Regions from separate parts of the Mus musculus genome. Here region 1 is linked to region 2. A link is a loop called in an ENCODE intact Hi-C map of the cell type or tissue named here. Cell type or tissue: heart. All regions are shown on one strand. Links, peaks and the distances in the headings refer to the core of each region. The heading gives the core; the rest is flanking DNA.

What was found. Hi-C counts contacts between places; a loop is a spot of excess contacts. Peaks named below come from ENCODE experiments on the same cell type or tissue, not always from the same donor. Only the 100,000 strongest peaks of a DNase experiment are listed, where the experiment ranks them.
Region 1: it touches region 2 in a loop (2.2-fold over the local background); 2 of 42 quality-filtered maps call a loop at or near these places.

The regions. Positions count from the first base shown.
Region 1 is chr4:128,688,177-128,698,551 of GRCm38, reverse strand. The region is part of intron 1 of Phc2 (polyhomeotic 2); the gene reads right to left. Among named protein-coding and RNA genes, the nearest start is that of Gm33712, 34 kb to the left of the region's middle. In heart, for the core only: no CTCF peak of the experiment used is centred there; a DNase peak (open chromatin) is centred at 5,134; H3K27ac peaks cover 1,437 bases.
Region 2 is chr4:128,627,196-128,637,570 of GRCm38, reverse strand. It overlaps Gm12958 (a long non-coding RNA gene), which reads right to left and starts at 213. Exons shown (of 2, transcript XR_868177.3): 1 at 1-213. In heart, for the core only: no CTCF peak of the experiment used is centred there; no DNase peak of the experiment used is centred there.

The DNA of each region.
Region 1 (10,375 bases), core at 2,219-7,218, 62 kb before region 2:
GCCACATGAGAAATATGAATCTGTACATTTCACAGCGCCCATGCTTTAAACATTTATCCACTCCTCCTCAATTTCCTCTTCCTAGTCTCATTCCCCTTTCTCTTCCTTCTAATGACTGCCTTATTCCGTCCCAAGGCCACCCACCCCTGTGGACTCCCACTGTGAACCACAGCCAAGTCTCACTAATGGCTGACAGCCAGAACTAGAAATATGTTTTTCTCTGGTTCCAACTCACTGTGTGGTTCTGTGTGAGGCTGAGCTCCAAAGCTGCCGTTCCTGTTTCAGTCAGGCCTCCCTCCCAACCACAAGGGACCACTTTGAGCGATGTGCTGACTGGAACTGGCTTGGATAGCGATCTTATTACAGGTCTCTGAGGCCTACAGGGCTTGAGACCCGGCAGCTGGAGAAATGCTGATGGTTCTGTCCTTTCAGGAGCCGCCAAGTCTAGGAAACACTAGGCCTTTGTCCCCAGGGTCAGGGAAATCCATTTGCTGTGGATTATGGCTGTGATGGTGTTCCAGGGAGGCAGAGGGGGAAGATAGTGAAAACAGCTCTTAAACCCTCACCAGAGACCGCAGGTCCAGCGGGATGAGGCTTTCTAATGGGATCAGGGCTTGACAGGAAGAGAGAGGTCTAGGGCCCCCCCCCCCCACAATGGCTGCTCCTGGTACCAGCATATTGGCCTCTGTGTAGAGTCTGAAAAGGCAGCATGAAGGGTTCCTCCTGGGTGCCTCTCTCTTCGAGGGGGGAGACAATGATTGAAAATTCAGTTCTCTAGACTGAGGGAGCTAGGGGAGACCCCCTTCCACCTCCAGGTTGCAGGGTGAATCCCTACACCCCCATCCTTCGCAGAGCTCCGGCAGCACTGTGAAGGTACGGAGGCACTGGGCAGCTCAAACCTCCCTCCTGACCTCCCTCTGTGCCTGCCGTGTCTCTTACAAACCTAGATCAAGGTAAAGAGAACAGGGAGATGGCTCAGCGGATGGAATGCGTGCCCAGCAAGCTCAAGGGCCTGAACTTGATCCCTAAGGACCTAAAAAGCTGGACGGCTCACCATGCACCTGGAACCCCAGCACTGGGTGGCAGGGTGCAGAGAGGGCAGGATCCCCGCCCGGGCTTGCTGGCCAGCTAGTCTAGTCAACTCAGCAAGCTCCCAGCTCAGTATGAAGCCCTGTCTTAAAAAAATCAAGTGGATAAGCAATAGAGGAAGACACCTGACAGTGACCTCTGGACTCCATGCACATGCATGCGCCTATACACATGCACTCATACCCCCCCCCCCCCCCACACACACACACAGGAACACATACACACATGGCGGGGGTGTATGTAGGTAATCAAAGAAAGTAAACCAAGTATATTAAGGAAAGGCAACAAGACAGAAGTGTCAGAGGCATAGCTAGAGCAGACCACTGCTCTAGCAAGCCAGACAATGACCTCATAGCAAAACACAAGAGCGTGCGCTCACATCAGCAGCCTTTTCCTGCTGAGGCCTGATATTTCTTGGTACCATAGAAAAGGCAGATTCTACCGAGCGTTTATGCTCCAACCTGGTGCTGATTTGTTGACAAGCATTCGCAGAAGAAAGAGAAAGATTTGATCTTACCCCTTCTGGGCTGGGCTGGGGAGTAAGGTGTGAGGGCGGGGTTTGTCTTGGCTCAGGAAGCTTCAGTCTCATGGTTCTGAGGTGGGCCAGTCTCCCTGAGGTCTTTAGTGGATGTGAGGAGTGAAAAGAGGCAAGGACTGGTGAACATTGCTGTAAGCCAAGCAGCAAACCAGAGAGGCCAGAAGGACTCAGAGGAACAAAGTTCTCTTCAGTTTCAGACAACCTTGTTGGTCACGGCAGCCCTAGAAAGTATTAAAGTGTACTGCCTACATCTAACTCTCATGAGCCAAACGAGGTCAGATGAAGCTTGTAGGAAAATTGCAGAGACATAACTCAGTCTCGCCAATGTAAGGGCCCTGTGGGTCACATCAGGGGGTCCCAACATGTGGCCTCAGGAGGGTTCCCAAGACTGTCAGCTCTCAGGCCCCACTTCAGACCCAGAGAAGCAGAGATTCCAAGACTGGGGCTCAGCAACTGTGTCATGACCAGCCATGCAGGGTTTCTGATGCACCGAAGGCTGAAAGCCGCTGTCAGAAGGCCACTCTCAGACCTCTAAGAGATGAAAGAGGAATGGCCATGTGCCTGAGATGGTCCACATGAAGTGCCTCAAAAGTGCTAAGTTAGGGGACTGAGAGAAGAGACTTAACAAATGGAGTGTCTCCCCTGATAGAAATGGAAGAGCAGCTATGCAAAGGGGCACAGAGCTGGCTGCTCTCAGAGACATTCCCAAGGCATCTGCCCCATCTGTCCCATGCTGCATGGTCCAGCGTTCTGTCTCCCATTACCCTTCACTGAGGCCACTCCCTATGTCCCACCTCCCTAGCAGAATCGGCTTTTCCTGTGCCAGCCAGGAACATGTCTGTTCTTCCTAGAGCCCAGCCTTTGTCACATTTGTCTTCATCCATCCTTTGTCACATTTACTCAGTGTGCGTGTGCACGTGTGTGTGTGTGTGTATGTGTGTGTGTGTGCATGTGTGCACTCACATGCACACTGTAGAGTCAGAGGACAACTTGTTGGAGTTGGTTTTCTCCTTTTATTATGTGGGTTTTGGTCACTGAACTCAGGTCACCAGGCTTGGTGGCAAGTGCTCTTACCTGTTAGGCCATCTCCTTAGCCCTCCCTATCTTTGATCTGCCAAGAGGCCAGCTGACTTTCCCAGCAGGTGGTGACTGGTATTTTCATTTACACTGGACACTGTGAATGGCTAGCAACAGTGGCGTTGGCTGTGTGAAGAATAGACCTGAAGTCCTGCTGATACATCTCACTCCTCAAGAGAGCTCTCAGAGACACCAAAGCACCCGTGACACTATTCTGTGATCGTGACGCCTTTGAAACCTTGAGACAGCATGGACACATTTACTCAAGTTGGTGGTCCTGATTCAGGCTCAATGAACAAGGCCATTACATATAAAGTTTGACTTGGGGAAGGAGTAAGGAGACAGACAGGAAAGAGGTGTTGATGTGATGGCTGTAAAGACCCAGTTACTGTGCAAGGCACACACGGGAGATCCTGCTCAGGCAGCCTGGCCTCCAGCCCAGGCTGCACCATTAATTAGCTGGGCTTGAAGCATCAGCACCAGCAGAGATGATAATGTCCTACCTCCTACCTCACACAGACTCTGCCAAGATGAACCAGGACGCGTAGGCCTAAGGAAACATTTTTAAACAAAATTGACAAGAATTCAGTACAGTATGAGTTCAGAAAGGGGGAGGGTTGAGATCAGGGAGTGAGTGTGAAAAGGGCGGAGTGCACATACATGCGCTCGTGCCAAGTCGAGCTCTTTCTCACTCATTGTCCGGTTTTGCAAAACAGATAGGGTAGCAGCAAGACACCACATTTGCTTGAATGAGTACATATATGCTTTGAGACAAGGTCTCATTATGTAGCACAGTTGACCTGGGACTTGGTCTCTAGATCAAGCTGGTCTTAAACTCAGAGAGAGAGAGAGACACACACACACACAGAGACAGAGAGACAGAGAGAGACAGAGAGAGACAGAGAGTGCCATCTGCCTCTGCTCAAAGGCATACACCACTGCACCCCAAGAGTATAAGGTTTGGAGAGCAGCCTGGCCTGTGCACTGAGTCCCGAGCCTTGCACAGACCAGGATGATGCAAGACCACTGAGCTCTGTTCTCAGTTCTACCTTTGCTTTTTGAGACAGTCTCTCCAGGCTGGCCTTATGCTCACTCTGTAGCTCCAGCAGGACTTGAGCTTACAACCACCCTCCCCAGTCTCTGGAGTGGCTACAATTACAAATCTGTGCACCACCATGTCTGGCTAGAGTCAATTTAAAAAAATGAGTATGGGTGTTTTGTCTACATATGTCTCTGCACAACTTGCATGCCTGGTCCCCAGAGGCCAGAAGAAGGCATAAGATCCCCTAGAACTGAACTGTTGTGAGCCACCACATGAATGCTGGGAATCTTCCTCTGGAAGAGCAGTCAGTGCTCTCAATTGCTGAGTCATCTTTCCAGCCCCAGTTAATTCTTTCTTTTTAAGTAGCCTAGTAGAGTTGTACATTTTTGGCACATAGACATCTTAGTAGCTAATGCTATAAAAGATCACTGTAAGATTCTCTCTGTATTGAATCTCCCTATAAAGTATACAAACATGTGTATGCACACACATATACACATATGTACATATATGAACACACACACACACACACACACACACACACTCCTAGTATTTCTAGAACCTGCATGATCTGCATTCCAACTTGGCTTTGGTCTGGCTTGGAGCAGGTTAGCCCAGACAGGCTAGCCTGCCCCTGCTGTGTTCCCACAAGCCTAAGTGGGACAGGGATCGAGAAGCACCCCATTGCCAGGCTTGCAGAACAACCGTTCCAGGGCTCGCACGTTAGTGTGGACATTTTTGAGAAGCCCTCCTTTCTCTTCCTGTCATACCTATCCCTGGACCACGGCTCAGTCTCAAGTGGCCTACAGGGTCACCTGACATTTTGTAGTTCTTGGGGGGGGGGGGAGCTGACAAGTTTGCTGACTCTAGAAAGGCAAACACCAGGGACTATGTTGGGGTACCCTGCTGTCCTATGGCCACGGGGGTTCTACCTCAGATCCTGTAAGACTGTAAAGCTTAGCCCTTTCCAACACTAGGAGGAGATGGCAGGGTCAGGGCTGGGAACAGATCCTCTGGACAGACACACTGCAGGGATAAATGGGCACCTCTAAAGCCACGCATGCAGATGTGAGGGATTGCTCCTGGGTAGGAGGCCACCATTCTGGGACTGGCATAGTGAAGGAAACAGCTCTAGCCACTTGCTTAGAGACAGGAGCTGTACTATGCGTGATCTCATTTGGTCCTCCTGCCAGGCAGAGGGGTCACTCTATCACCGTTCTCACAAGAAAACAGAGGAGGACTTCCCCGAGGCCACAGAGTCAGGAAAAGCTCGTGTTGTATTTGAACTTAGTTCACATACCAGATGCAGGCTCTCCTGTGCTTGCTACAGCATGGGCCAGCTGGTGCTTATGAACTGGGCTCCTACAGCCTTCTGTCTAATAACAGCAGTCTCAGGAGAATCATCCCAGCAAGGTCAGGCCAGGCCAGGCCAGTCAGTGCCAGCTCTCCCAGGTGCTGCCTGCTCTCCCCCACCCCCAAACTACACTTGGAGAAAGAGTAGGGAGCGTGTAATATTTGCTGGCTCTCTCTGTTCCTAAGTATTCTCACACAATACATAGAAAGCTGGTCACAGAGCCGTCCACATGACCCTTGCTGTAACTGAATTCAAAAGCAAAATAATAATAAAATAAAAGCTGCCCAGCAGTGCTTTGGAGGGAAGGGACAGAGGCGGCCTTTCTTTCCTGAATCTCCACACACTCTGGGCATGGAGTCAGAGAGTCAGTATGCCATGTAAGAAAAGAGGAGGAGCTTAGTCTGAGAAGGCTGTTGGATTCTTGCTACTGTCCCAGTGGGGATGCTGTGGACAGGTCACCCAACCCCTCTCTATGGGCTCTTTCCTTATCTGTAAAATGATGCTAATAACACTGACGAAGAGTTACCCGGAAAATCCAAAGAAAAGGTGAGCTAAACACAGAGCCCCAGGCGCAGCACAAACACACACTTAGTTGAAGCATCCCCACCCCCTTTCCCCTGCCTCGGCTTCTCTGTGCTGCTGTGGAGCAGTGGTTAGAGACAGGGAACAAGTTCCCAGAGAGAATAGCACCAGCCCCAGATCCAGCTACAAAGCAGAGCATTCCAGAACAGCCCGAATGAGGTGCGTGTAATTTGATGCTCTCCGGGCTGGCTTGGACATGAACTTTTTACCAGACCCTCAAAGCCTAGGAATTTTCTTATAAAGGAGAGAGAGGGAGGGGGAGGGGGAGGGCGAGGGGGAGGGGGAGGAGGAGGGAGAGGGAGAGGGAGAAGGAGAAGAGGAGGAGGAGGAGAGGAAAGAGAGAAAGTATGAACAAATGATCTCTCCCTAAACTGAAGGCATATAAGACTGAGTGTATGTGTGTGCAGGTGTGCATATGTGTGTACGTGCATGCGTGTGTGCATGTGACACACGTGTCACGCATTTTCTCATGAACATATGTGGTCTGAGAGAAGTGTGAGACTGGAAGCTAGTCACTCATTCATGCTTCCAACTCTCCCACACTCTGTGCCAGCTGTCTTTCAGATGCCCAGAGTGAGGCTGCTCCCGGAACGTTCTTTGCAGGCTACTTCTCATGTGGTGGTTGGGTTATCAGCACTCAAGGCGACTGCCTGAAAACTATCAAGGCGACTGCCTGAAAACTACTGCACATCACACTACAAATAGCTGGAAATCTGAGCTTCCCTCTTCCACTCTCTCCTCCCAGCCTCCTCTTACATTGGCTCAGTCCATTAGCAGAGGGCTCAGCCCTCCGAAGGGGCTTTCTCCTGCTCTGCTTTGCCCCAGCCGCTTCTCATGCCAGTTAATCACAGCCCTGAAAGTGATCCCAAAGGGCAGAGGATGTGGTTCAGTTGGTACAGTGCTTGCCTAATGTGCAGAAACCTCTGAGTCCAAGCCCCCAGAACCACATGAACTGTCGTGGCTACAGAGAGTTCATTGCCACCCTGTGATACACAAGAGTCTGTCTCAAAGGTTAAAATAGGGGCTGGGGAGATGGCGCAGCAGATAAGAGCACTGTAGGTTCTTCCAGAGGACCTGGTTTCTGTTCCTGGCACCCACATGGCAGCTCACTACCACCATAACACCAGCTCCAGAGGGTCGGACACCATCTTCTGGCTTCTATGGAGACCAGGCACACACACAATGCGCAGACATATGGAAGTAAAATACACAAAACCCCCAAATATTTACATTCTTCTTTCTTAAAGTAACTCTTTAAAAATTAAGCAAATAAATAGTTCACAATTTGTAAATCCAGCTCTCAGGCCTCTTTGTACTCATCTGCCTCAAGTTATAGTGTTTAACCGCAGTTAATGTTCCTGCATGTCCAGGAAGCCTGTGGTCTACTGTGACTACCAGCCTTTCTTCCCTTAGCGTCATTGTTGGCTTTACCCAGACCACCAGTTTACCTCCAGCTTCCTGGACTCCTATGTGCTCCCTACTATCTGCAGGAGAATGGACCCACTGGGGTAGAATCAATATTTCACTGTTATCTGTCAACTACAACTCTATACCCTACTTCCTTTTTCATACTTATAAACAGCAAGTAGCTAGTTTGGACTGAGTCTCTGGGAAGAAAAGGCAGAGAGACTGGGGTGGTTAGGAAGCGGAAAGTGGACAGACAGCTCCCCGGACAGACAGTTCCCCGTGAGGCTGCTTTCTTCCCCGTGGAGCTGTCTGAGCAGAGCTGTGGGCCAGGCAGGTGCACATCCCAGGGGAGTGTCCCCCAGGCCATGCCTGCAGCCTGCTGTCAAAGACACTTTTCTGGACACCAGGAATCCACCTGAACAAGCTGTATACTCCTGCAGTTTATAGCTCTGCCATATAAGGATGTTTTAAAGGCTAATAATGCTATTTGTTTTTTAAGGTGTGGGACAAGCCCAAACTGGTTTTACTAAATAAAGAAAAGAGAAAATTGTGTTAGTATGAACTTCCTGATGTTCCCCCATCCGCTTAGAGGGGAGGAAATCACTCCTTTCGCATGTGGGGAGGGGCGCCGAGAGCTGACTCTTTCATGAACCATCCAATTAGCCCACTCACGCCCACTCATCCAGGCTTTCCTCATCTTATGTACTTGGTACTGGATGGGGAACAAAAGCGATTGACTGCTCTTGAGGAAATGACCAAGTGAGGTGCGAAGCAAGATGAATCCACAGGTGTACCAGCGGTTAGACAACTTGATGTGGTTTTGTTTTTGTTTTTGTTTTCCCCACAGAGGGCCAGGCAGTATATAAGCTAAGCTTTGCGGGCCGCATGCAGTCTGGATCGTATATTCTCTCTCGGCTGCCTTCCATTTAAAAGTGTACGGTCTGTTTTTAGCCCGAAGGCTTTCCACTAGGTGTGCAAGACAACTTTTAGCTCAGTCAGCTCAGGTTTTGTCTTAGGAGGCTTCTTTAGGCAGAGCCAGGAAGGATCATCCCAGGTGGGGTTCAGGCTGTTGTTATAGATCACCCCATTAGCTTAGAGCTGAGATTTGCTGAATGGGCTCTGTCACTTAGATAACTGAAAGCGTAAACTTCCTGGTCCACAGTGGTCTTTTAGACCTGAGCATGCATCAAAATCAGCCAATTAGCCCAGTCCCTCCCCCCAACCCCCCCCCCCCAGCCCGGAGTTCTCATGTGGCCTCCAAGGGCCAAGCCAGACTGTATGAGCAAGCTGGGCTGAAGAACTGAGACCCGAGAGGGAGGAGGTTTAGTGGCACCAAAGAGGGGCCTTGACCCTGACCCCTGCAGTTATGGATGGCTCTCCCTTCCCAGGAAGGCTCTGAGTCTCCTTGGGCAAGATTTGTGTGTGTGTGTGTGTGTATCTTCCCTTCAACATCTGTGTTGGCACTCATCCTGTCTAGCTTCTCAAAAATTTACATATTTTAAACCACGTCTGCAAAAACGGCTCTTATGCAATGTGCCTAGTATGTATCCTCTGATAGGGCAGTACTTCTCGTTTAGCACATACCTTAAAATGATTCCTTAAAAAAAAAAAAAAAAGTCAGACATGGTGCTCAGAGAGAAGGTGGCGAGAAAGGAAAGAAGTCATAGTGAAGTCCACAGAGCTATCCACAGAGGACTCTGTGGGCATCCACACACACAAGAAGTCATTAATCTGGAAGACAATGAATGGCAAAGGCAATTAGCCTGCCTGGGGTCTTAGCAAGCCAATGAGCGATGCAGCAAGGCTCCGGAGGGTCTAGTGGAAGGGCAGGGTCATTGCTGGGGAACTGAGGAGGAGGTCAAGGCAAGGGAGGTGGGGAAGCCACCAGGGGCTTCATGAGGTCTTCATGGTTAATGTCGAACTGTGGAAGCAGCCAGGAATGGCTGTACCCTTGCCAGGCTCTACCCACTGCTAGGCTTGGGCACAATCCTGACAATAAACCAGGTGCTTCAGTTGTGCACACACATATATACACACACGTGCACACGCACACACATGCACACACACACACACACGCACACGCACACACACGTCTGTCATCCACCTGTAAAGTCTAACCTGGCAGAGGGGCAGGCTGAAGACTGCCTGACTGAGTAACGCAAGGAGCGCATGCCAGGACACTGGTGGAGTTAAAGAGACAGCTCCAAACTTCAGCTTGAGGCCCTCCCCTGCACACTGCACAGCGTGCTTGTCATCTTGGCCACAGCCTCATCCGCATGCACGTTCCCACGCTCTGCTCTCTGCAGACACTCTAAAGGCACGTGGATGGCTTCTTCCTTTCTAGGCACCTTCTCCAGACAGAGTCCCTTGTCCACCCTCAGTCATCTGCACATGAGACACCACCTTCTGTATCTATAAATCACTCAAATGTCAAAGTCGCCTCCACAGCTTCTGTCCCTGATGTCTGCAGGGCCCTGACAGCTTTGTCATTCTTATAGGAAAACAAAAACTAAAACTAAATAAAATAAAAACAAAAACGAGGTTAAAAACAAAAAAAGGAATGAACCACAGCTGGCTTGACGGCATAGAGAGCCCAACCCGAAGCAGATTGTCCTACCGTGGGGTGCAGGTTTGTGGCTGTGGTGTCCCCGCCTTCAAGACCATCCCATTTATCTCTTTGTTCCACTCCCTCTCTCTTCCTGCACAACGCTGCAATCACACACATACTCTGGGTTGGGGGGGGGGGGTTGAAGAACAGCCTAATTTCCTGATGATTATGTTGTTACCTAGCAACAGCCAATCAGGGGCCAGGCTTTTTGTCTGCAGTATTTCATGCAAATAGTTTGGAGAAATTGCAGGGTAACACAGGCTGCTTAGTCTGTCTTCTCAGGGGACACATTACAGAACACAACCAACCCAAAGGGGGACTACTGGAGCCGGGCTCATGTGTGTGAGTGCAGGCCATCTGACCTCAACACTTACCCTTCTGCCCGGTACAGAGAATGCAGTTCTGGAGAGATACTCATGGGGCCAGAAACTTGGGAGAGTGTCTGAGCAGCAGCCATCTGGACCCTGGATCTAAAAAGCTGCTCATCTGGTCCACAGCACACTGACCCCAGAGACCCCTTGCTTGCTTCCCAGCAAGGCAGAGACATCTCCTGCTGCGGAGCTGTCTGTGGAGGGATGGGGTACCTTCCTATATTCACGAGCTGAGAGACTGCTGCACTCTAAGAAGGCAGTGGCAGCTCCCTAACCTGTGCGTGCCCACGGCCTCATCTCCAAGGCC
Region 2 (10,375 bases), core at 3,084-8,083:
CGGTCCGGGAGCTTCAGGATGTGGGGTGTGGGGAAGGCTGGTCACCAACGGAGCAGGAAGAGTCCTGCAGTGGAGGAGAGGAACACCCATTTCTGTGGCCGGCCACATGGCTGCAGGCCTCCACAGACAACAGCTGTGTGGGGCAGGAGCAGCTGTGGGAAACTGTTCATCCGAAGGACGGATGAAAGCTGCAGGATGTTGAAGACCCTGGGGTCAGCAGAACGGCAGGGCTGCTGTGGGAACGGCTTTGTTATTTTAGCATAAGGAAGTTAGAAGATAGAGCCCAGGGACCTATAAAACGCGGTGGGAACACTTTGCAAGGGCCTGGAGTGAAGGCGATGCCTTGAGAGTCTTATTCACAGACTCAGCGATCACCCCTAGTTTCTTCTCCCCTTACCCCCTCCCTCAGCAGTCAAGGTTACACAGCAGCTGGCAATAGCATCTGTTCTTTCTCTCTCTCTCTTCCATCTTCTCAGGTGTCTTTGCACAAAGTCACCATGCCCTGTCTGCTCCTGCGGAGTAGCCTCCAATCTCAAGCTTTTAGGCAAATGAGTTCTTCCCATAGGAGTCTCTTGGACCCTATTTAGATCAGAGTATAAAAACAAGCTCCTGTGTTTTGGGAAGGAGAAGGGAGAGCAGAGGCACGTCTGGACACTGTTATAGATCTGTGGGTGGTAGCAAGTATACAAGACTTGATCAAAGAATGGGCTTGAGGGTGGTCTGGGCTGGATTATAGTTTCTGCAAGATATCCTCATAACCTGGCCTGAAATGACATCCATTTCTGGGGCTCCCCCACCCCCTTTAAAGATAGGATAGCCTGAAGCTTGTGAAATTCCTGCCTCAGTCTCCCCAGCTCTGTGATCATGGACACGAGCTACCAGATCTCGCTTCAGGAAAGTTCAGCTGTATTGCTGGGTAAGGAGCTGGCTGTGTCTGCCGGTGCATGTCTGTAGATGGCTTTCCAGTGTTCAAACATGTCTTCCAGTTGCCAGTACTCCAACTCTCTGTGACTGCATAGCTGTGGCAACCCCAAACAACATTCACGGTGCTCACAGACCTACAGTTTGGGGAGAGCTTGGCAGGAATAACTCCTCCCAACTCCATTTAGTGTTGTGGGGACAGCCGTGATCATCTGAAGGCCCTGGGATTTGCAAGTCTGGAGGCGGAGCTTAGCTGGGGCTGAGCCAAACCCTAGAGGTAGCCTTTCATTGTAGCCTGGACTTTTATGTAATTACCAGGTCCCTCGGGTAGGTGTCCTCAGAGTGAGAGGTGGGTGGTGGGCTAGTAGCCTTTGAGGTCAGTGCACACTGGGCTGTGTTCTACTCATTAGCAGCTCACTGAGGTTGTCCATCTGTAAAAGGGAAGAAACTAGAAGCCAGACCCTACCAGGTGGAATCTGTAAAACTATGCCACTTGAAGTCTGCCTGACTGCCTTTACATTCCAAAGAAGCTGGGTGGCCCATACACAAAGCCATGAATTTTACAGCCACACATACGACATAGAAGTAGGGGGTGGGAGTGATGGCTCAGGGGCTAAGAATATTCAGAGACCGAGTTTGGTTCCCCGCACATTCATCATAGACGCTTATAACTGCAGCTCAAGAGAGTTCGGTGCCCTCTTCTTTCATTTCTTGTGTGCACAGACATGTGCGCATATCTACTGTCAATGCTGTAAAAATTCCTGGCTTTGTGTATTGGCCACTGCTTTAGAGACTTTTTGGCCAGAGACAAAACAGTTCTCCAGGGTCATTAACTACTGAACCATGTTCCCTGCCTCTCCTCACGTGTCTGAAAGCTAAAAGTTTCTTAAAAGTTGTGTGTGTGCTGTTGCCTTAGCAACTAGCTTCTCTTATGTAACATGCCCCTCTTCACATCACATGACGATTTGGCATTGAACTCTTGCATTTTCACATTAGTGCGGGGACCACGTTATGGTCTTTTCGCCGGTGGCAAGACTTCAAAGTGTTTGGTTTGGTTTTAGGTTCAAAGTCCTGCTGTCTGCTAAGAAAGTAGAATGGGAGAACCGAACCTCCCCATGACCCTGGAGAACTGTTTTGTCTCTGGCCAAAATGTCTCTAAAGCAGTGGCCAATATACAAAGCCAGGAATTTTACAGCATTAACAGTAGATATGCGCACATGTCTGTGCACACAAGAAGACACATCAGCAAAACAGCCAGTGCCCATGAAGGTCACATGCTCCAACACCTACCCTCCACCCCCACACACCTACAGAGCAATAGGCAGACAAAGGAACACAGAGAAGGTCAAGTGTGGCTTGAGAGAGGGAGAGGAAGATGGTGTAGGAGGAGCTAAGCTGGGCTAGCTCAGGTCACAGCAGGGGATGCACTTTTATTCTCAGTGTGTTGGGGAGCTGTGGAAGTCTGTAAGCAGAACAGCATGATGACACATGTATCATTCAAAGATTACTCTCCATTCTGTGCGGAAAGTGGGTTGTAGGAGACCGGCAGGAGATCAGAGAGAATCCGGAGAACACAGCCAAGGTCTATGTGGAAGGTGATGGCCACAGTATCTAGAAGTATGGTGGTGGAGATGGGGAGTAGAGAGCGGGTTTTGGAAGGTTTCCCGGGTGACCTCGCCAGGGCTGGCTTCTGGGGATAAATGAAGGAGCAATCAGGAGTGGCTTTCAGGTTCGTGGGTTAAAGAACTTTGTAGACCGAGTTATACTGCACACTCAAGTTTCCTTAGCTGGAGACCCACGGGGCTGGGGTATAGCTCTGTGGTAGTATATTAACCCAGCATGTGCAAGGCTGTGGGTCTGCCTCCCATTGCTACCATAAAAGAGGCAGAGACACTGAGAATGCGTAGAATGGAGCAGGCTGGAAACTAGAAGTTTATTTTTAGCTAATTAAGTCTAGATTGCTTGCTTAATACCCCACCTCTAAAGTGAAGATGGCACATAGGTGGTTGCTTAAGAGCCTGGTGCCCAGTGGGAGGGAAGAAGCCATAGGCAAATAGATGCTAAGAGCCTGGAGACTATAAGGTGACCCAGGGAGAAAAGGGAAGGGAATCCTGCTCTTAGCTTCCTTTCTACTGCTGTAATGACACAGGAGACCAAGGCCAGCTCTTGGATGATGGTTTATTCCATCTTGAACCTCACAGCCTATCATGAAGGAAAGTCAGCAGGAGCCTCACGGCAGGAGCCTGGAGGCAGGAAGGGACGCAGAGGCCATGGAGGAGTGCTGCTTACTGGCTTGCTCCTTGGGGCTTGCTCTGCCTGCTTTCTTATGCAACTCAGGACCGTATGCCCAGGGATGGCACCATGCATACCAATCATTAATTGAAAATAAAAATGCCTCACAGACTTGTTTAAAGGCTAATAATATGGAGGCATTCTATCAGTGAAGACTTCCCAGATATGTCTACATTTGTGTCAAGCTGACCAAATCAACTAGCAGGCTGGAGCTTGCTGGGGATTTTGCTTATGTTGAGATGATGAGAAGCAGTCTGGGGAGAGGAGGACTTGAGGGCAGACTCACTTCAGGGAAGATGGAAGTAAGGAAGCAATATCAGAAAACTGATGGGCCTGTAAGACTCTCAGAAGGCCCAGTGGAAGGCAACCTAGAAGAGGCCTGGATTCCTGGGGTCTCGAAGGTTGTGAGCTGGAAGGGTGACTGCTAACACATTACAGGGAAGTGTTGACAGCTGTCAGGAAAACCCAGGGGGCTCTGGATCCCTTCTTCCACCTCCATGTTTACCCCACCTATCACACGCTTTCTGAGGTCGCTTCTGCCTTTGCCTTGGTGCCGACTATGTTGCTCAGAACAGGTGTAACCCCCGTTTGCTGGCCTTTGGGACGATGAAAGAAGGGTATTTGCCTCTTTCCCTAAAACTATGTAGAATCCTATGACCCCCCAGGAAGAATATTCTAGCAAGCTCATTATACAGAAAGGGACTTTCTAGAAGGTACCAAGAAAGGAGGATGGTAGTGGTCATGTCTCTTCCAGTGAGCACCTACAGTGGATCCCATGGGCGGAGGGAAGGACATCAGAACCTGTTTCTAGAAGAGGAGGAACCTCAAGCAAGCGTATTGGGTGGTGATAGGTGAATGGACCCTGTGATGGTTTGTATATTCTTGGACCAGGGAGTGGCACCATTTGGAGATGTGGCCTTGTTGGAATAGGTGTGACCTGTTTAAAGTAGGTTTGTCACTGTGGGTGTGAGCTTAATACTCTCACTCTAGGTGCCTGGAAGTCAGTCTTCCACTAGCAGCCTTTGGATGAAGACGTAGAACTCTCAGCTCTGCCTGCGCCATGCCTGCCTGGATACTGCCATGTTCCCACCTTGATGATAATGGACGGAACCTCTGAACCTGTAAGCCAGCCCCAATTAAATGTTGTTTTTTATAAGACTTGTCTTGGTCATCGTGTCTGTTCACAGTAGTAAAACCCTGGCTAATACAGACCCTAAGTGGGACCAGAATGAGGAAGGGTGGGGCTTTTACAGCCTCCAAATCCAGCCTTGGGTTTGAGTTCAACTTGCGCTTCCTTGCGGGGGTAGTGAGAACAGGCAACCATGAGGCAGAGAAGCTGAGATGACGGGCCAGAAGAGTGCAAAGTTGAAGCTGAAATAAGAGATGTGGAGGGGAAGAGAAGAGGTGAATCGATTGCTGTTGTTGAAGTTGTTAGGGTTAGAGTCTGGCCTACTTGTCCTTAATAATAGGTCAATTAAATAGGTTAATTAAAATTAAATTAAATAATAGGTCAAATTGAATAGTGCTAAGTGCTAGCAAAATGTACAAAATTGAGAATTAGTCAGTGTACTACATTTTATTTTATTTGTGTGTGTGTGTGTGTGTGTGTTTATGTTTATGTTTATGTGTGAGTTTGTGCACAAGAGGGCATCTGGAAACCCTGGAGCTGGAGTCACAGGCAGCTGTGAGCCTCCTGATGTGAGTGCTGAGAACCAAACCCAGGTCCTCTGCAAGCAACCAACACATTGAGAAAAGGAACCAATAAAGAGGTCCGGTGACCCCCACACCTTCAAAGTTCTGACTTAGGTCTAGAGAGATGGCAAGAGGTTACATGTCTGAGCAGAGCTGGTCGAAGGGTGGCTGCCAGGCATGGAGCCAGCATTATATCCACTTCAGTCTGCCTCCCAAGGATGCTCTGACAATTTCCCAGAACTCTATGAAGTCTCTTCCTGAGACATGAGCTTCAGCCTTTCGACTCTCCCAGCTTGAGATCCCAGGGGAAATGTCAGTTGCTTGGGGCCCCTCGTGCCAACAGTCTAAAGCTGAAGAGAGGGCACAAGCATCTCAGTAACACCTTTTCCTACCTGCTCAGTCACCCTGCTGTAAGTACAGGGCAGACGTGGGCCCACTAGTACACACCTCCCCGACACTCCCACCCCTGCCTGATAGTCCTGCTTCCCCCAGCTAGTACTGCTAGGGAAGTCATTATTTATTTCTGTTTCTAGATATCAAAAAAAAAAAAAAACCCAAACAAAACAAGACAAAACACAACAACAAAACACCCCCTTATTCAGAAATGCTTAGCTGGGCTCTTTCATTTCTTCACAGGATGGATGCTATTGCCTCCCACTGGTCTGCCCAAATCTCTGCTCTGGAGTCCTATTCATGGGGGCCTGGGGGGCGGGGATTTCCCAGAGCAGCCTTCTGCAAATCTATGGCACTTATCTGGACTCCTCTGTCTTCTGTCTAATCCTCTCCCAACTGAGCTATTTCAGCTTAAGACTTGTCTATCTATCCTAGTGATGTCCGAACTATCAGGAAGCGAAAACTCCCCTTTCTTTGGGTTGTTTAAGAGTTTGCTAGTGAAGGCATTGGGAACAGGAAGCTGAAAATAAGAAGGGATTCCATCGTCCAACCACAGCCATCCCCTGGAAGCCCAAATAGCGAAGTGATAACCAAGATTTCTGGTCTTCTGCAGAGAAAGAAACTCTCTTAGGGTCTGTGGAGGTCACTGGACTTCGGTGGGCAGTAGGTCTTCATCTGGAGGCTAGGGAGGGGGAAGGGCATGTGCTCACAGGAACTGGGTCCTGGGGTTTAAGAGAGAAGCTAACAGGTCCCCATTTTCATCCCCAACATGGTGGGAGTGGGGTAGGGTAGGGGGCAGTGGAAAAGAGGGGAATACAGATAACATGGTCTTGACAAATGTTTATGAATAAAAGGAACGCTGGCTGGTTAAAGAGGGGGGGGAGTCTGGAATTTAAAACACTTCTGGCTCTGTGATTCAAAGGCTTAGCAGGCTGTTTGACACACAGTCTGTAAGTCTCTGAGATCTTTGAAGAGGTCTCCAGGGAAGGGTCCGAGGCATGGGCAGGTATCACAAAGACTTTCCTATCAAACACTGTCTTCCCCGCCCCAGTCCTCCCTGTACTGGTGACATCAGGATAAAGCAAATTCATCTCCCATCTCCCACAAGAAAGGGGACCCGAGGCGATCTCATCCTGGTATTTCCTTCCTTTCTACTTGGCTGCAGATCCCACTCTTCTCAGGGTGGTGGTGGTTGGGGGGAGCCTTCTGGGCTCTGAGAGCTTAAGTTCCTACAGTGAGAGGCAAAAGGCTGCTTGTTGCCACCAATGTACCCTTCCCATCTAACATACTCTTGTTCTTCCCCTCCCCTCCCCTCTCCTCCCCGCCTCTCTTTTCATCTTCTCTCCTCTTTTTTCTGATTCTCTTCTCTTTTCTCTCCCTCTCCTATTTTTTTTCTTATCACAAGAAAGGTAACGGGCTATGGTTACAGTATTGAGTTCTTTACTTTTTAAAGATTTATTTCATTTTGCTTTATTTTATATTATGCATATAAGTGTTTTACTGACAAGTATGTATATACACCACATATGTACCTGGTGCCTTTGGAGGTCAGAAGAGGGTGCTGGGTCTCCTGGAACTGGAGTTTCTGATGGTTGTGAACTACCAATATTAATCCCAATGGTCAAGAATAAGACTACTACTATAATTTTTGATCCAAATTTGAAGAAGCTTTAATTAAATACTAGCCGGGATGATGGACTCCGGCCAGGTCCATCCTGGGATCCCCACGTTTTGCTGAGGTTTATAAAGGAGCGTCCATGAGGCTACGCACTCCCCACCAGGTCCAGTCGGGTGTGCGTGTCCCCTGATGTACTTCCTGCTCACGTACCACCCGCCTCCACGCGATCAAGCACATCCTGCTCACGTGCCACCCGCCTCCACGCGATCAAGCACATCCTGCTCACGTGCCACCCGCCTCCACGCGATCAAGCACATCCTGCTCACGTGCCACCCGCCTCCACGCGATCAAGCACATCCTGCTCACGTGCCACCTGCCTCCACGCGATCAAGCACATCCTGCTCACGTGCCACCCGCCTCCACGCGATCAAGCACATCTGGTGCAGTTGGCTCCAACACACTTGTTTAAGGGAGCAGAGACGTGGATTGTTCTCTCTCATAAACAGGAGCCCCCAGCACTTCAGGAAGTATCTGTCCTTGGGCAAGGGGCTTACAGGCCTGAGGCATTTTTGTTTTATGGATCTCTCAGGCAGAGCAATTATAACTTAAAGTGTAACTTTGGCTCTCACTTGATGTGGTGCTGGGAACTAAGCACAGGTCTCTGCAAGAACAGCAAGAGCTCGTGACCACCGAGCCATCTTCAGCCCCAGTTTTGAGTTAAGTGAATTCTCTGCATTTGTAGCATGGGCAGTCAAAGGTGGACCTGGATTCTAACAATCTTTCACACCTCGCTCTCCCACTAGCCTGTGGGCTGCACAAGGGCAAAGACTGCGACATCACGTTTAGCTATGTCATACTAACAAAGGGAGAGAATTGAGGTGGCTCCTTTCCCATCCCCAGCTAGTCGAGTGAAATATCAGATGCTGACAGAGTGGACCTGATGACTTGAACCACAGACACACGGACTTTATGCTATTGCAGCCAGGGACCAGTTTCCATCTGGCAGAAGAAAGTGAAGGAGATAGATTGATTTTTCCATTTACAGGTCATTCTTGACAGAACCAGGGCACAGAGCAGCAGATTAAGGTGTATATTCCCAAAAGGAAAGGAAAGAGGAAGGCAGAGGAGACATTCCCACTGTTTCCTCAAACTGGTCACTAATGTAAGTCCCACTTCCTCCCTGAAAAGGGAAGGGGAAAGCAAGCCAGGAGGGTCACACTGAAAGAGGGTCACACTGAAAGAGGGTCACACTGAAAGAGGGTCACACTGAAAGAGGGTCACACTGAAGGAGGGTCACACTGAAGGAGGGTCACACTGAAGGAGGGTCACACTGAAGGAGGGTCACACTGAAGGAGGGTCACACTGAAAGAGGGTCACACTGAAGGAGGGTCACACTGAAAGAGGGTCACACTGAAGGAGGGTCACACTGAAGGAGGTTCTTTTACATGGAAGGAAGGAAATGCCAAGTGTCCAGAAGAACGTTCTCTCTAACCACATGCTCCAGGCAAGGACCCAGAAGTCAAGAGAGTTCACACAGGCTAGTTAGTAGTGAGTATCAACCATTCCTTTGATATAACCATCTCGGTCTTCTTGTGTTTTTCATGGGGGGAGGACTCCCCCAACCCTAGAGATGTAGAGAGGTAGGGTCTGATCATTTCTAGAAGAGAAGAAAGTGACAGGGTCCTGCCTTCTCTACTCCTCTTGAGCTAGAGTGAGAACCATGGACTAGTATTTGGCACACCCTGAATTGTAAGGCAAGACCTTCAAGAGTAGACTCTGCCATTGGTAATTCACTGGTGGAACAAAAGACAACTCTATCTGGCTTTTCTGGCAGCAGGCCCCGTGTGTCTGGGAGACTGGGCAAGTCGCTAACCACAGCAGCAGAAATGGTTTTCCTCATGGGACTGATTTTGGCTGTGTGGCCATGAAGTTGGGTTCTCTTTGTCCCCAAAGATTTCAGAAGTTAACCCAAATCCATTTTTTTTTAAAGTTTCCTTTTTGCTTTCATCAGCCTGAGCCAGAGTCTGCAGCAGACAGGCATACCCAGAACAGTGATGGCAGAGAAGAAATTGTGGGAGAAATAGCTGTTGACAACAGGCTGAGGAAGTAAGGGTGAGTCTAAGAATTGGTTCTCAGGGCCTGCTGGGGCCAAAGATGGTGAAAACCCAGCTTTCAGCTCTGTGCTCTAGTGGGTTAAGAATATTTTTGTGAAAACATCTTATTATTCGAGCTTCTAGTCACTCAGAAGGATGGATGTGCCCATATCAGGCGGGGCTCTGAGGCCCAGGGGTCATTGCTTCATCACAGTGTGAATCATGAGACCTGAGGAACTGGAGTTGGTGTGGATGTTTCTAACTACACTTGACAAACTCATATTCTAACTCTTTTTTTTTAACCTACTTTTAATAAGGATTCTCAAATACTTCCATCTGCCCTCCCCCCAGCCCACTGTCAAAAGGTAGGAGAGAAAAGATGGTAAGTAGGACAAGGGGATGTGGGTCTGTGTAGAAGTAGCTCCTTGGGATGATTCCAGTCCATGGAATCCAGCAGTCCACTTCAATAGTGTCAGGATATCAAATCAGCAGTGGTGGCATGATCCAGCAGAAACCACCAGGTCTCCACCAAATTGGCAACAGTCAGCAGGAGTGACCAGGACCAGCTGGGGTGCCAGAAGTTCTCAGCCATGACTTTCTCAACAAAGCAAAGATCAGCAAAGACAAAGGCTTGAGACCAGTGAAGCGTTGCACAGCTAGCTTCACAAGAATGCGGTCACTGTGCATTGAGTCCTATTTATACTCTTTCCAAACATCATGTGTCCTCCCACAGGTCTTGCATGAGTCTGTCTTAGCAAAACACCATGTGAATCTGCATCACATGACATATCCAGAAATTTCCACTTGGGATGGCTGTGATCGAAGGCTTAGCTATTGTATCCAGAGGCAGGGACCAAGGGAAGTGCTAGCATGGCTGCAGTTCAGAGTTCAGAGCCAGGGAAGCTGGCACTAAGATTTGCCATGGGAGATTTGGAGCCATGGCCAGTTTCAGATGTAGCTAGAAATTCCACCAAAGCAGAGAAGGAGGGGGAAGATGTAGGGAACCTGGAAGTCAGCTCAAGATACCCCAAGACCAAGTTCTCAGCACAAAGGAGATTGATTTGCCCCAGACAGACAGAGGTCAGGGATAAAGGTCAAAGACAGGAGACAGAGGATGAGGGAGAAGGGGAAGGGAACAAAGGAGAGGGGACAAAGTAGGGGGCAAGGGAGAGGGGTAAGGGTAATTGTCCTGAGAGGGGACAAAGGACTGCTTCTGGATAGAGAGGATTCAAGTATGGCACACGGGTAAATTAAGATTTATAAAGGTAAAGGGGGAAATCCTGTGCTAGGGTGAGGTGTTTAGTTTTGACTGGAAATGCTAATTTGAGTGAGTCACAGGGGGTTTTTGATTGCTGGACTTCAATAC